2 separate regions of the Mus musculus genome follow, and region 2 is linked to region 1. The links are chromatin contacts, found by Hi-C in ENCODE. All regions are on one chromosome and are shown on one strand. Each heading gives the region's core, a stretch centred on a gene start or an enhancer-like site at or near the end of the contact. The rest is flanking DNA. Distances are from core to core; before and after follow the strand shown. Region 1 holds the start of Ankrd60 (ankyrin repeat domain 60). Region 2 has its middle 53 kb from the start of Vapb.

What was found. A loop is a pair of places that touch in the nucleus more often than their neighbours do.
Region 2: a map of heart shows a loop between it and region 1 (2.3-fold over the local background). The contact joins the enhancer-like site here to the promoter of Ankrd60 in region 1. A Hi-C loop is called at or near these places in 5 of 37 maps with a recorded cell type or tissue (adrenal gland, heart and left cerebral cortex).

The regions. Positions count from the first base shown.
Region 1 is chr2:173,575,976-173,582,386 of GRCm38, forward strand. Ankrd60 (ankyrin repeat domain 60) reads right to left here and starts at 2,298. Exons shown (of 4, transcript NM_027303.2): 1 at 2,015-2,298. The coding sequence starts at 2,099. It also overlaps the pseudogene Ppp4r1l-ps.
Region 2 is chr2:173,786,988-173,793,398 of GRCm38, forward strand. It overlaps the pseudogene Gm14371. Among named protein-coding and RNA genes, the nearest start is that of Vapb, 53 kb to the left of the region's middle. Within about 2 kb of position 3,797, at least 1 of the 3 ENCODE cell types and tissues checked has a DNase peak (open chromatin) inside an H3K27ac peak, as active enhancers do; it is heart, where a contact is called at or near this core.

The DNA of each region.
Region 1 (6,411 bases), core at 1,048-3,547:
TTATGAGGATACTTGGGTTGGACTGGGGTCCTGCTGTGCTCATGGGGAGCTTGGAGCTTGAGGGCTGGCTTTCAGAGGTGGACAGAGCTGGGTTTGGATGTGGGTGTCCAGCTGTGGGCAAGGTCCGTGTTGGGATCTAGCATACTTATGTAGACTGGGGTCGGGTGAGTGGTGATAGCTGGGGGGAGGGGTGTCTCAGAGTTGGGTACATAGGCTCTGTGCTGATGCTTGTGATGTGGGTGGAGTCTGCTCTGGGATTCAGGGTGCTGGTGTGGCCAGGGGCAGCTAGAGGATATGAGGGTCAGACATAGCAGTGTGTGGACCGACTGTGGGACCCTGAGGTGGGCAGTTTGTCTCAGCTTCGGTATCCTTGTGTGGAAACAGCCATGGAGGATAGCCAGTCCTGATGGTCATATGTTTTTAGCCTGGGGGACTTGGGGCTCAGATTTGGTCAGGCTTGTTTTGGTTTGGGGTGGGTCCTAAGGTAGGTAAAGGATTGAAGTTTCAGTGTCCTCGTGTAAATGCAGCTGCTATAGGATTTGGGGTTCTGAAGTAGTGAGAGCTAGTCTGAAGATTTTGGGGTTCAGTCTTGGGTAGGTATATCCTGGATTTGGGGGTACCAAGTGGGAAGTATTTGTTTTACTTTTGATATCCTTATGAGTGAGTGGGTGGGGTACTTGGGTTCCTAAGAGACTGATGGCTAGCCTAGATACTTGAGGTTCAAACCTGGGTTCATGTTTGTTCTGGGCTTGGGGTTCCAGGATAAGCAAGGTTCATTTTGAGTTTTAGTATCTCTGTATGCAGAGTTAAGTGAGCAGGCATTTGGGGAGCTGCAGTAGTGGTTAGCCTGAGAGATTTGGGGGTTTAACCTTGAGTAGCTGTGTTCTGGGCTTGGGGTTGTAGGATTGGCAGGTTTTGTTTTGAATTTTAACACCCTTGAGAGAATATACAGTTGGTATGAGTTGGGGGGCGGTGTTGGTAGCGGTTGGTGTGGGAATGAGATCTGGGCACTCAGCTTTATTCTGGGTTTGGGGTTCCAGGAGGGGAAAGTTTGATCTGAGTTCTAGCATCTCTATGTAGACACAGTTGATGGAATCTTGGGGTCACCTAAAATAGATCTGGTCATGCTTGGCCTGGATTTGGGGTTTCCTAAGGTGGGTAGGATTTTGTTTAGTATCTCTGGATAGCCAGTGGGGATGGAGGACATGGGTTCCCGAGGCAGTGGTCATTAGCCTAGAAACCAAGTTCAGTCTTGGTCGACTTTGTCCTGGGTCTTGAGGGTCCCAGGTCCAGATGGCTTCTTCTGTGTTTGTGCAGACATGTATGGACACGGTTGGTTTGAGTTTTAGGGTTGGGGCTCTGAGCTAGTTATTTTCAGCTTGGAGATTTGGGGTTCAATCTTAGGCAGATGTCCTCTGCCTTTGGGGACCTGAGGCCAACAAGGTTTGTCCCAGCTTCTGAAATGCTCGCATAGACAGGCTAACTAGAGAATTTGGTATCCACCACTTAGGGTTTGGTTTGGATCCAGGTTCTCATGGGGGGAAAGGCCTGTCCTCGATTTGGTAGTGGTAGGGTCTACTAAGACCTAGTTTTGTTTCAAGAGTGAAGTCTTAGGTAGACATGGTTGTCTTGGGGGCCTGGGCTCCCTAAGGAAGACAAGAGGCTGCCCAGAAGGTCTTGTGGTTTTGAGAGTTGAGGTTCTGAGCAGCCTGGACTTGCTCAAGGTTGGCAGACCACAGCCTGCGACAGACACAATGCTTGTGAATGAGGTTCACCTATATATTTGGGGTTAATAAGACACCCACCCATGTGCTTGGAGTTAGGAGCCCTTGAGTGGCCAGCGCTCCAAGGGGCCGTTCTAGATGGGGCTCGAGTGGTTGGGTTTGACTTGGTCACCTTGGATTCTCTGGCAGTTACGAGTGTCATGGGGACCCAGGGCAGGAGTGGGCCGGGGGGGGGGGCCATTGAGTGGGAGGAGCTCATGGGGTGCGGGAAGGGGTCGGGCAGGGGCCACCTCGGTCCAGGAAATGCAGCCGCTGCAGGTTGAAGGGGATGCCGACCATCAGGTCCAGCTCTTCTTTGAGCTCCCGCACTGTCATGTCGTTGCGGCAGTTGGCCACGCGGAACAGCTCCCCAGTCTCCTCCAGCTTCACCCGCAGGACATAGACGTCAGGAGTCAAGTCTGGCGACACGGTGGAGGCAAGCGGGTCCCCTGTGTGCCCCCTAACCTGTGCGCGGGCCCTGCTGGAGGGCTGAGTGTGGCGCGCGCCCGCCTTGGGGTCGTCCCCCTGCCGTTTCGGCGGACGCGCGCCCGCCCCCGCCACGTCTGCCGCCCTCCGCATGGCCCGCGTCATCCCGCGCGTCATCGCCGCCCCCGCCTGGGGCCCCCGGGACAGGAGAGGGGCGCCCGCGCTTCCGGAGACTGCTCCCCCCCCCCCCCCCCAGCCTCCTCCGCGGTCCTCGCCAGCCTGCTAGCCCTGTGGGGAACCTCTTGTCTGTTCAGGGCAGTCTGCATGGTTAGGGAGAAACGCTGGGTCCACAGTTTCTAAGGTGGTCGACAGGCTTGCTGCCGTGTGCTTTTAGGAACATAGCAATCCAAGCTAACCTGGGCCACGCTGGAACAGGCAGAGGCTTGGGTGGAAATGGCATCAAACCCGTGTGCCCTGACGTTGTGACATCCTCGGAGGGAGAAAAGTATGGAACACATCTGATGGGAAGGCTAGGCTTAAACCTTTTCAGGGGAAGCTCAAACCGCAGGGTTGGGAGGGTGTAGGCCCTCAAATACCACCAGACCCAAAGCAAGGCCTTTAGGGGCTAGAGGAAGCACCATGGAACGGGCAGGGAGCCAGAACGCCCTTCAAAAACTCTGTTGTTACCACGAACAAAATAGAAGCTTGAAAAATAGTTTGTATAGCAGTTACACAAATTTGGTCTAAGGCATGGTGGTCCAGGCCACCCACTCACTTGGGGGCAGAGGCACATGCAGTTCAAGGTGACATAAAGGGACGGTGGTTTAATCCTTTTATATCAGAGAGGCTCATTCTAAATGATGGATAATTATAATGTGTACAGTGAACAGGCTGGGGTCTTACAGTCTTTCTTTTTTTTTTTTTTCTTTTTTCTTTTTCTGCAGTACTGAGTATTGATCCCAAGGCTCCACCCAGGAACAGAACTCCCCCCCCCCCCCCCAGCAGCTGTCTTGTAGCCACAGTCTTGATAGGAGGCTGGTCTTGTCATAAGTGAACAATTTCATTTCAGTACCTAGATTCTACCTCAGAACACTAAATAGTTATTTTTATCTTTATTATTTGTCTTTTGTTTGTGGGATTTTTTTGTTTTGTTTTGTTTTGTTTTGTTTTGTTTTGTTTTTTGAGACAGGGTTTCTCTGTGTAGCCCTGAGTGCCCTGGAACTCACTCTGTAGACCAGGTTGACCTCAAAATCAGAGATCTGCCTGCCTCTGCTTCCCGAGTGCTCTGATTAAAGGCGTGTGTCATGACTGCCTGGTGTTTTTGCTCTTCTTTCTAGAAAATTATGCTCTATAAAGGATCCAAGATTCTAGCTGAGAATAATTTTCCCTCCTTTTAGACCAACAGACTTGATAAGTTTCCATTACCTGAGCAGTAGAAGCTTGTTTTGCTGCAGAGGCCCTGCAGCGTGCCTCGTGTTCTTACTGTAGACACGCAGCACACACAAAGCGGGACAGCTTCTGGCTTTGTTTTTAATCGTGTGTCTCTAACTTTAATGAATTAACTCTGTGCTACAGTAGCCCAGATGTTGCCTGTGCTGGGTATTTGAGTTCTTTACATTTTTCCTAGTCTCTTTGGCACCGCATAGACGCCTTCCTTTCCTCTTGAATAACAAGATCAATAGAATTTGGGGACCTGCAGGGGTATCCCGTGTAACAGGAAATTCAGTATATGACCTTGAAGTTTGTTTTTAGGAAGAAGCTCCTGTGTCCCACGGGCTCCCCACCACTTCGCTGTATTCAAACCAGAGAACACAGAGCAGGGCAGAAACAGGTCCAGACCCATAATCAAACGTTTACAGAACACAGAATCATTAATTAATGAAAAATGTTTAAACTGTACAGCATCCTTTTGTTCATCTGAAATTCAAAACTAGGAAATCTAAGTTCTGTGTACTTAAGCCAATGTAGAGTACATAACTCCCCAAATCAATGGAATCTGTAGAAAGTTCTCGTTAAAAGTATGGCTTCTTTTCTTATCTTTCTTCTTTCTTTCCTTTTTTCTTTCTTTCTTTTTTATTTTTGAGTCTAAAGTATAACCAGTATCCATGTACCTCAGGCATCGGTCCCTACACCACCCACCGAATCCCTGGACATGTCCACATTAAAGCAACCTTATGACTCTAGCTACTGTCAAAGACCAACACACAGTTTACATTTTCACAGTTTCTGAATTAGGGAAAGGGTGAGGGAAATACCTGAGAGGAGCCAGATGACAGGGGAATAAAAGTTCTTTACTAGGCTGCTTTTACAAGGACACTCCAAAAGTCCCCAGAGGAGCTGCCTCTGCAGCGGTCCCGAAGCAAAACACGATTCAGGTGGCATGTTTACTCTCTGCAGAACCTAGTGTCACATCCATGGGGCTTTCTCCTGTCAAGTTATTTACACGGGTACAGCATTTCCGCTGGAGATAAAATACAGTGCCATAAACTCCATTTTCTGAGAGAGGATGAGGGCAGCAAGCCCAGAAAATACTTACAGGCTTCTACTAGATTACTTTATTGGCAAGGGGAGCTGTATTTATGTTTGGTTTCCTTGAATAGGGTTTTGTTATGTAGCTCAGACATGCCTAGAATTCTCTATATTATGTTTGAACTTTTGATCTCCCTGCTCCAGCCTTCCAGGTGCTAGAATTATAGATGTGAGCAACTGTACCAGGCTCTGAGGGGAGGTTTGAAAAACCAGTCTTTCTAAATAACAAACTGCTGGCCATAGCTCGTGGTGAGGAAGCCTGAGAGCCATTGGTACCTGGACCCACAGCCTCCCTACAAACCCGCCACTGATCAGGTCTGCAGAGGTGGTAAGGACTAGGCTGCCATCACCTGAAAGAAGCCTCATCTGGAAGCTCTTATACAACTAACTAGGTTTTCTTCGAGTACAAGCCACATGTTCATCAGAGGCATCTCTGTGCACCCATCACAGGATGCCAGTTCAAGTCTTCCAGTAGAGTGGTTTCTATAGCATTCTGTATCTTTGGTTCTAAGGAAGCAAAAAAATGAATTATCTTGGTCCTTGTCAGACTGCAGAGCCAGGAGAAACTCCTCAACAACTTCAAGATGATGGTTCTCAGCATTTCTAAAATATGCCAAGGAGAGAAAAGTTGGAGTTCCATGTGCCATGACCTGTGTTGTATAATATATCCTAGTTTTGTTATCTTTTAGGCTATGCCAAGACCCTGGATAAATTTTCCAAAAATAGCCTTGTACCCAAGTCCTTTCAGATGGTAAAACACCTTATTCCAAAAGTATTTCTGAGATTTTAATGGTGGACTGCTAGTAGTGACACCTGCTTTAAAAGTTAAAGTAACTAAATATTTGCATGCCTCTTGCTCTGTAGTTCCTGAGATCTAACATATGTGGGGAGCAGGACAGGGGGAAGGTGGGAAATGAGCAAACAGGGGGCCACACCACGGTGGGGAAACGAGCCAGTACAGACACACAGTCTGCACGCAGCATCACTCAGGCTTAAACAGACCAGTGGCAGGCATCACACTGCGAGAGCTTTGAGATAAGATTTTGGCTTCCTTTCCTATCATAACCGGAACTGAAAAATGCCTTCACTATCTAGAAAACAGTGTGATAGTTTGTATCTGGGGTATCTTTGTTTAAGAAATGGAATTATGTTCACCCCTTCAGCTGTGATGTATCTCCAGTGTACTACCATCCAGCCTGCTATATATAATTCTTTGGGGGACCTAGCTGCCACCTGTCACAGCCAGGGTTAACAGAGAAGCCAGCAAGGTCCACACACCCTTCTCCAGCAGTGTCTGCCGCAGTGCCTTGGGCAGCAGAACCTTTTCCTTTGGCACAGGATCCGACACCAGGCTCAGGAGGCTGGCAGGCAAGTGTCCCACAGACTGGTCCATAGGAACAGACCCTTCACTCACCACAGCCTGCAGAAAAGAGAGCCTGGCAGTGACTTCCTCAAGATGTCAAAGCACACATACTTATGTCATTGTAAAGACACTACCTCTGAATCTATAGGTTTGATGCGCAAGGTGGGGGGGGGGCCTTTTAAATTTCAAGAAATGAATTTAGTTATAAGCAGTTTATATGTTTTTGTTTTTTGTTTTTTTGTTTTTCGAGACAGGGTTTCTCTGTGCTGCCCTGGCTGTCCTGGTACTCACTCTGTAGACCAGGCCCAGGCTGGCCTTGAACTCAGAAAT
Region 2 (6,411 bases), core at 2,547-5,046, 210 kb after region 1:
ATCAACCTTTTATTCATAACCCACTGAATCTTAGTGTCTTTCTGATTTAGGTCTCCCTGTCCAATCAGTTTGACACCAAACCCTAACAGGTGAGTCTCTGCAGTCACACCCATCCACACTAATCTCCCCAGTTGTCTTTGGAGGTCCCACTCCAGACCCCGTCTGTGCTGACACCCCATGCGCCCCATTTACTGTCATTAGTAAATCTCCTTTGCTCTCTTTTGGGCTGCAACTCCTCTTTTCTAGGTCTCCATTTTCTTTTTCTGATTTATTTAGTTATTACTGTATTTTTAAAAAAATATGAATAAAATTGCTTTATTCTAATTGACTAAATGAAAACAGTGCCCAGCAGCAGGTCTAAGGAACCCTCTCGAACATTTCCCCAACCTCCATGCTTCTCAGTGAACTTTTGAACAATTGTGACAGCCATTCTGAAGCCAGGAGCTTCACTTAGGGTTTTATACTTCTAACATAAATTGCATTTTTATTCATTTATGCAACACACACACACACACACACACACACACACAAGAATGTATTAACTGAATTGAAATTAGGAAAAAATAGCTTTAGGTCATCAGTCAGGACTCGTGTCTGTTGCCTGCACTCTGTCCTTCCTCATCTCTTGTTATTAGCCCCTTGGTCTCATTTCTAAATTTTAAAGTATGTCCATACTTATACCCATTTACATATAAACATATATACAATTTAGGTTAGGATTTGCATATGAGGGAGAACATGCATTTCTTTTCTTTCACCTTGCTAAATATGCTTTTCAGGTCCATCCGTTTTCCTGTAGATTTCACAATTTCATTTTTGTTTACAGCTGAATAATATTCCACTGTATATGTGCACCATGTCTTTATTATCTATTCATCTGTTGATGGACATCTAAGTTGGTTCCATTTTTAATTTTATTTAATTTATTTACTTACTTATTTTTTGTATAGTACATAGAGCAGCAATAAGCATGGATGTGCAAATATCCCCATGGTAAGACATGGAGTTCTTTGGGTAAGGACCAAAGAGTGGACTAGTTAGGTCTTTCTTCTTTTATTTCTTTTGTAAAACCACAGCTCTTATCAGGTCTTTGTGAAAGGCATATGTGGGACATAATTTTTCTGAGAAAAATACAGGAAGCTGTCCCATTCTGTCCTCACACTTGACTAGATAGTTGTACTGGATATAAAAGTCAAGGTTGCTTGTGCCTTTGGGGATTTTGAAAACATCATTTCACTTCTAATAGTTCCCTTTAAAAAAAATCTAAAATCACCCCAAATTTCTGCTGTTTATTTCTGGGAAATTTTTCAACTCTAACTTACAATCTTTTGACTTTTCTGCTTTTTTTTTTTTTTTTTTCTTTTTTTTTGACAAGTTTCACAATATAACCATGGCTGGCCTGGAACCTTCTATATAGACCAGGTTGGTCTCTAACTCACAGAGATCCATCTGCCTCTGCCTCCTGCATATTGTAATTTTCAAGATTTCTTTCTTTCCCAGTTTGTATTTGTGAGTGACAACTGCTTCTTGTGTGTATGTATGTATGTATGTTTGGTGTTTGGGAATTATTTCTAGAGATAGGATCTCCTGTGATCCAAGCTAATATCCAACTTACTACAAAGTTGAAGCTGGCCTTGAGCTCCTGCCCCTCCTATTTCATCACCATATTTAGCAGATGTAGATTTTTTTTTCCTCTAGGGACATAATTGTTCTTTGATACATGTTTGCTTTTTCTAGCCAAAGAAACTGGGAAAGGCAGGTTTTTTATTTGTTTGTTTGTTTGTTTGTTTGTTTTTCTGTTTTCTGTGGTGCTTAGAATCAAACACAGGCCTTTGTCTGGTCTAGCACATGACTTTGTGCATATTTAAAGGGTTAAAATCTTCCATCTGCTATCTGGCTGCATGCTCTTGCTCACTTCCTCTATGGAAGCCATGGACAACAGGATGCTGTGCGCTATCTAACACTAGGGTTCGATTCACAGCCCATATCATTCTCAGTATGATAATTCTGCTCCTGGTTGTCGCTGACTCCAAGGGGTTGAATGTTTGGTTCTTCTCTGGCTCTAGCTGGACACAACTCCTTAATTTACACACTTAGAAGCACTGCAAAGATGCCCTGTGCCCAGCCCTTCTGCTCTTCTGTTGTTGTAAGCTGGCCAGGCAGCCAGTTCTCTAAGCCCAGACCTGTGACACATGAGCTTGCTTCTGAGCCTTATCCTGACCACCTACGAATTCAGCTCTCCAAGGCCTACTGTCAGGGAGGAGCTACTACCTATCCATCCCAGCCTCAGTCTCACTCCCATCTTGCTGGCCACATTCTCTTCTCCCTTTCTACTTAGCCTAGAACTTCTGAAGGAAGTGGAGGGAGAGGAACAGAGCCCTGACCCTCTTCAGCTCAGAGTCTGAAAGCCGGACTCCCTCCTGAGGTGTCTTGCATTTCTTTTAACAAACAAGACCTCCTTTGCTTGTTACTTCTCCCCTTAGTCTAAGAGATTTAAAAGGTACCCCAGGACTAAGATATCAATTATTAAATGCCCCCTAGGAAGGGCAACACACTGGGAGGAGGCCCCCCTCAACAAGTCTGCACAGTGTTGTTGGTTTTCTAATTGGGGGCTGGATGGCCTAGAGCCCTCTGCCAGTCACCTGCTGTGGGGCAGGCCTTCAGGGCCAGGGCAGGAGGCTTGACCGACCTATGGCTCTTTCAAGGGGTTCAGGACCTCTCGGTCCCTTGGGGTGCCTGGGACAGTGTCAGGTCCCGTGGCCTCCTGATCTGAGACAGGAGTTACCCTCGATGCTCTAAAACCAACTACCCCAAGAGAGCCAAGTGTCCTCCAGGTCTTATGTCTGCGTTTGGCTCCGTCCATTCTTTCTGAAAAAGCAGTATGGAGAGTGCTTAAAGCCAGTGTGTGCCTTGTAGATACTTAATAGCCCATCCTGAGCCTCCAGACAGGATGCGGGCGGCATTTACCCATTCAGCCAGTGTTTGGTAAGCTCCCGCCTGCAGGGCCAGGTGACACTGCAAGCGGGAGGCCCAGCAGGGGCCCTGACAGGAGGTCTGCTGTTCTGGAGATCCAAGTGAATAAACAGGATGTTGTTGATAAATGTGTGATGGAGATGTAGGGGGCGACAACCCAGCTGAGCAGGGGCTGAAGGAGCCGGAAGGAGTGGGCTGAGCTCTGTGAGAAAACAGAGATGACCACAGAATGGCTGGCATGGAGGAGGGGGCTGCCTGGACTATAGGAGAGTCCTCCAGTGTGGACGGATGATTTCTGCCCTTTGTGGAAGTGGGTCTTCCATCTCTTCAGGTGACTAGCTCTGAGCAGACGGGAGGTGGACGGCTGCCACCCGAAGCCCACCTCTGTAAGTGGGAACAACCCCTGCCCCCAGCCCTCATCAGTGACTAATGGCCCTGCACCAGCCCCTGCCAGGGCCCTAATGCAATTCCACCTGCGTCAGAGGCTCCAGCCAGAGCCTGAGTCACCCTGGCTCCCAGGAGAGGACACACGGAGAGGCCGAGCGAGCGTCAGCAGCACACACACACACACACACACACACACACACACACACACACACACACACACACACACACACTGCTTCTTTGCTCGGTGGTACCGCTGGGAGATTAAACACATTCGCTTAGAGAAAAGCAAAGAAACAACGGCCTCTGCTAGGCAGAGTCTGGTAGCTAACGGGCCTCCGAGAGCTGTGTACAATCTAAACTTTTTATTAAAAAGAAAAAAAGCTCTTTTGCTCTCCTGGGACTTGCACTGTGAAATTATCAACCGCACGGGCTTTGCCTCCCTGTCAACGTGACTGCACACACAGTGGAGAACATTAATTTTGTTTTGTTTTTTCACAGCCGAGACTAGGCTCTTCCCTTCTGCCAAGGAGAATGCTTCTGGGTCTCTCTCTCTGCCAGGGTGGCAAGGCCTGGGGGTTTCGAGGCCCTGGCCTCTGCCCACCACTTCTCTCCTCACTAAAAGAGGCTTTCTTCTGTCAGCTCTCTCCATAGTGGGCATAGCGAACGAAGCCCAGCCCGGAAGCACCCTCTGATTTAGCGTATGTAACCAGGTAGCACAGGACCTGCTGAGCCATTCCAAATGACCTTCCCTGTTACAGCAAGAAGCCCCCACATTCCTCCTAGAACGCCCTGACCTCTGTCCCCAGCCGGGATCTAGCTGACCCAAGCCTCTGCTTACTGTGAAGCCCTGTGCCAAGCCCCTCTCTGTGCCCACATGTCTCCATATGGAAGCTACAGAGAAACTGCTTCAGTCTTTCCCACCAGGGAGGCCACAAGTGGCCTTTGGCTTTCACCAGTCCCTGTATCCTCAAGAGTCACCTATGTTCTCAGGCCCTTTCCACCCGGCCCCAGGCATTTCTGAGCCCACCGGGAAGATGCTGAGATGGGGTTACATTGTCTAGAAGATAGACATGAATGAATTAAAAGCCCTTCTAACACTGATCAACATGTGGCCATGGTGGGTGGAAGAGAGGGGGGGGGGTGATGTTTTGGGGGGAGGCACTAATGCTAGTCTTCTTGAGGAGATAGTATTCAGTCTGAGACTTGAATGAAAGTGCCGAGGGAGGACATGTGGCAGAGATCCCCAGCCAGCCCCCTTCTGCAATCAAGAAACAGAGAGGCAGACACATCTGGGGTGTAGGGAGCCTTGGCTGGACGCTGCTGCAGACAGCCAGAGCTTCGGTGCTCCGTATAGGAGGCACAATGGAGGGATGAGGGAGGGGGTATTGGGAGTACGCAGCAGGCTGGGCTTCACCCCTGCTTTGTTCCTCTCTCCTCTCTCCCACATGTCTTTTCTTTGGAACTATAGTCCCGTTGGTTGACTTTAATAACCAGTGAGAACATTTTTCAGGCTGTTTAACTTTATTAAAAGATTTAAATTTGATGATGAACGTTGGCATGGTTGCTTCAAGCCTCAGAGGCTCGCTCAGCCATGGCTGTGTCCTCGACACCTACTGTCATCCCCACAGGGCTAACCTCCCTCCCTACTGCCATGTAGTCCAGGACTGTAAATAATCTAATTATTTCTTGTACTTTGGTAAATATGCCAGGAACACTCGTAGCTGTCTGAGACCCACAGAGAATATTAACTTGGTGCCTTCCCCCCTCCCCTCTCCCAGAGAAGAATGGATAATAAGTTAGAGCAGTCTCCTTGGCCTGATTGAACCACACACTGTCTCGGAGAGGCCAAGGGCTTTCCTCTGCATGCATCATTAGCCTCATATAGGATTGTTCAAGATCTGTGATAAGAGACACGGGTGGGAGGAGGCAGAAGGAGCTGGGGACAAGTGTCTCACAGCCCTGAAAACCCTTGAGCCCACTAGGACACCAGTTAATCTCGCAGTGTGCAGATGACGGACACCTAGGCCTATGAGCAGGGTCCCCACCGTGATGACAGCACCCCTGAGCGGATGAGAACCCGCTATATTAGCATCGCGGTGTGGGGACATTGGGGGGGTCAGGCTTGCTGGGTCCTGCCTCCAGATGTTGCTATGCAGCCTCATGGCCCTGACCTCCCCCTGGGGCAGTCCCGAAGATGCTTGCTGTGTTCCTCCCCGTCTGTTGACAGCAGCAGATTCTGGAAGAAGATGCAGGGCTAATTACAGAGCACATTGTGCTGCAGCTATCATTAGTATTAATTAGTTTCCAAAGGCAGAGATGCACTTTCCTCCGTGGACTATGCCCCCGCTTGGCTAGCCCTAAGCTTGCAGGCGCTAGGCGTGGGCGAGGGAGACTTAGAGGCCGCAGCCTGCGGGGAGAGGCCAAGGTCTCAGCTCAGATCAAGCCCTCTTTCCATGCTCTGTGGCCCTTGAGGACCGGATTTATCCGTGTGCTGTGTTGCCAGCTTGAGGTCTGACTTACAGAAGCAAAGGCAGATGCCCAAAGATGCCAACAGGCAGAACTCAAGAAAGCCGGCTGGCCCCAGAGAGACAAGGCCTTTACCAGAGAGCTGAGAAGCACTGAAAGCCCCAAGCTGCATCTTTAATTCATGCCCTGGCTTGAGTTTGTATTGCTAAATTCAAATTAATGATCTCTACACCGCAACCCAGAACCTGGCCAAGCGGAAGGAAGCACCTTGGGCACCATCAGACAATGTTCTCTCTGTCTCAATACCCAAGGTGACGAAGGGCCGGTAGACTGACACCAACCTCAGCGACAGGATTAAAACTAGCAGTAGGGTTTTAGAAACCACGTTTTGCAGCCATATCCAGGTCTGTGGTCTGTACCCCTGAATACAGGCTAGACTAGAAGTGGCAGGGTCGTATGTGTCCATCCAAGATAGAGCAACGGAGAAGGGCTGACCTTCCCCTGTAATGTGGTGACAATACAGAGCCAGGTGGGTGTTTGTAGGAGAGCCATACAGTGTTCAAGGGGCCACCCGGAAGTTAAAGG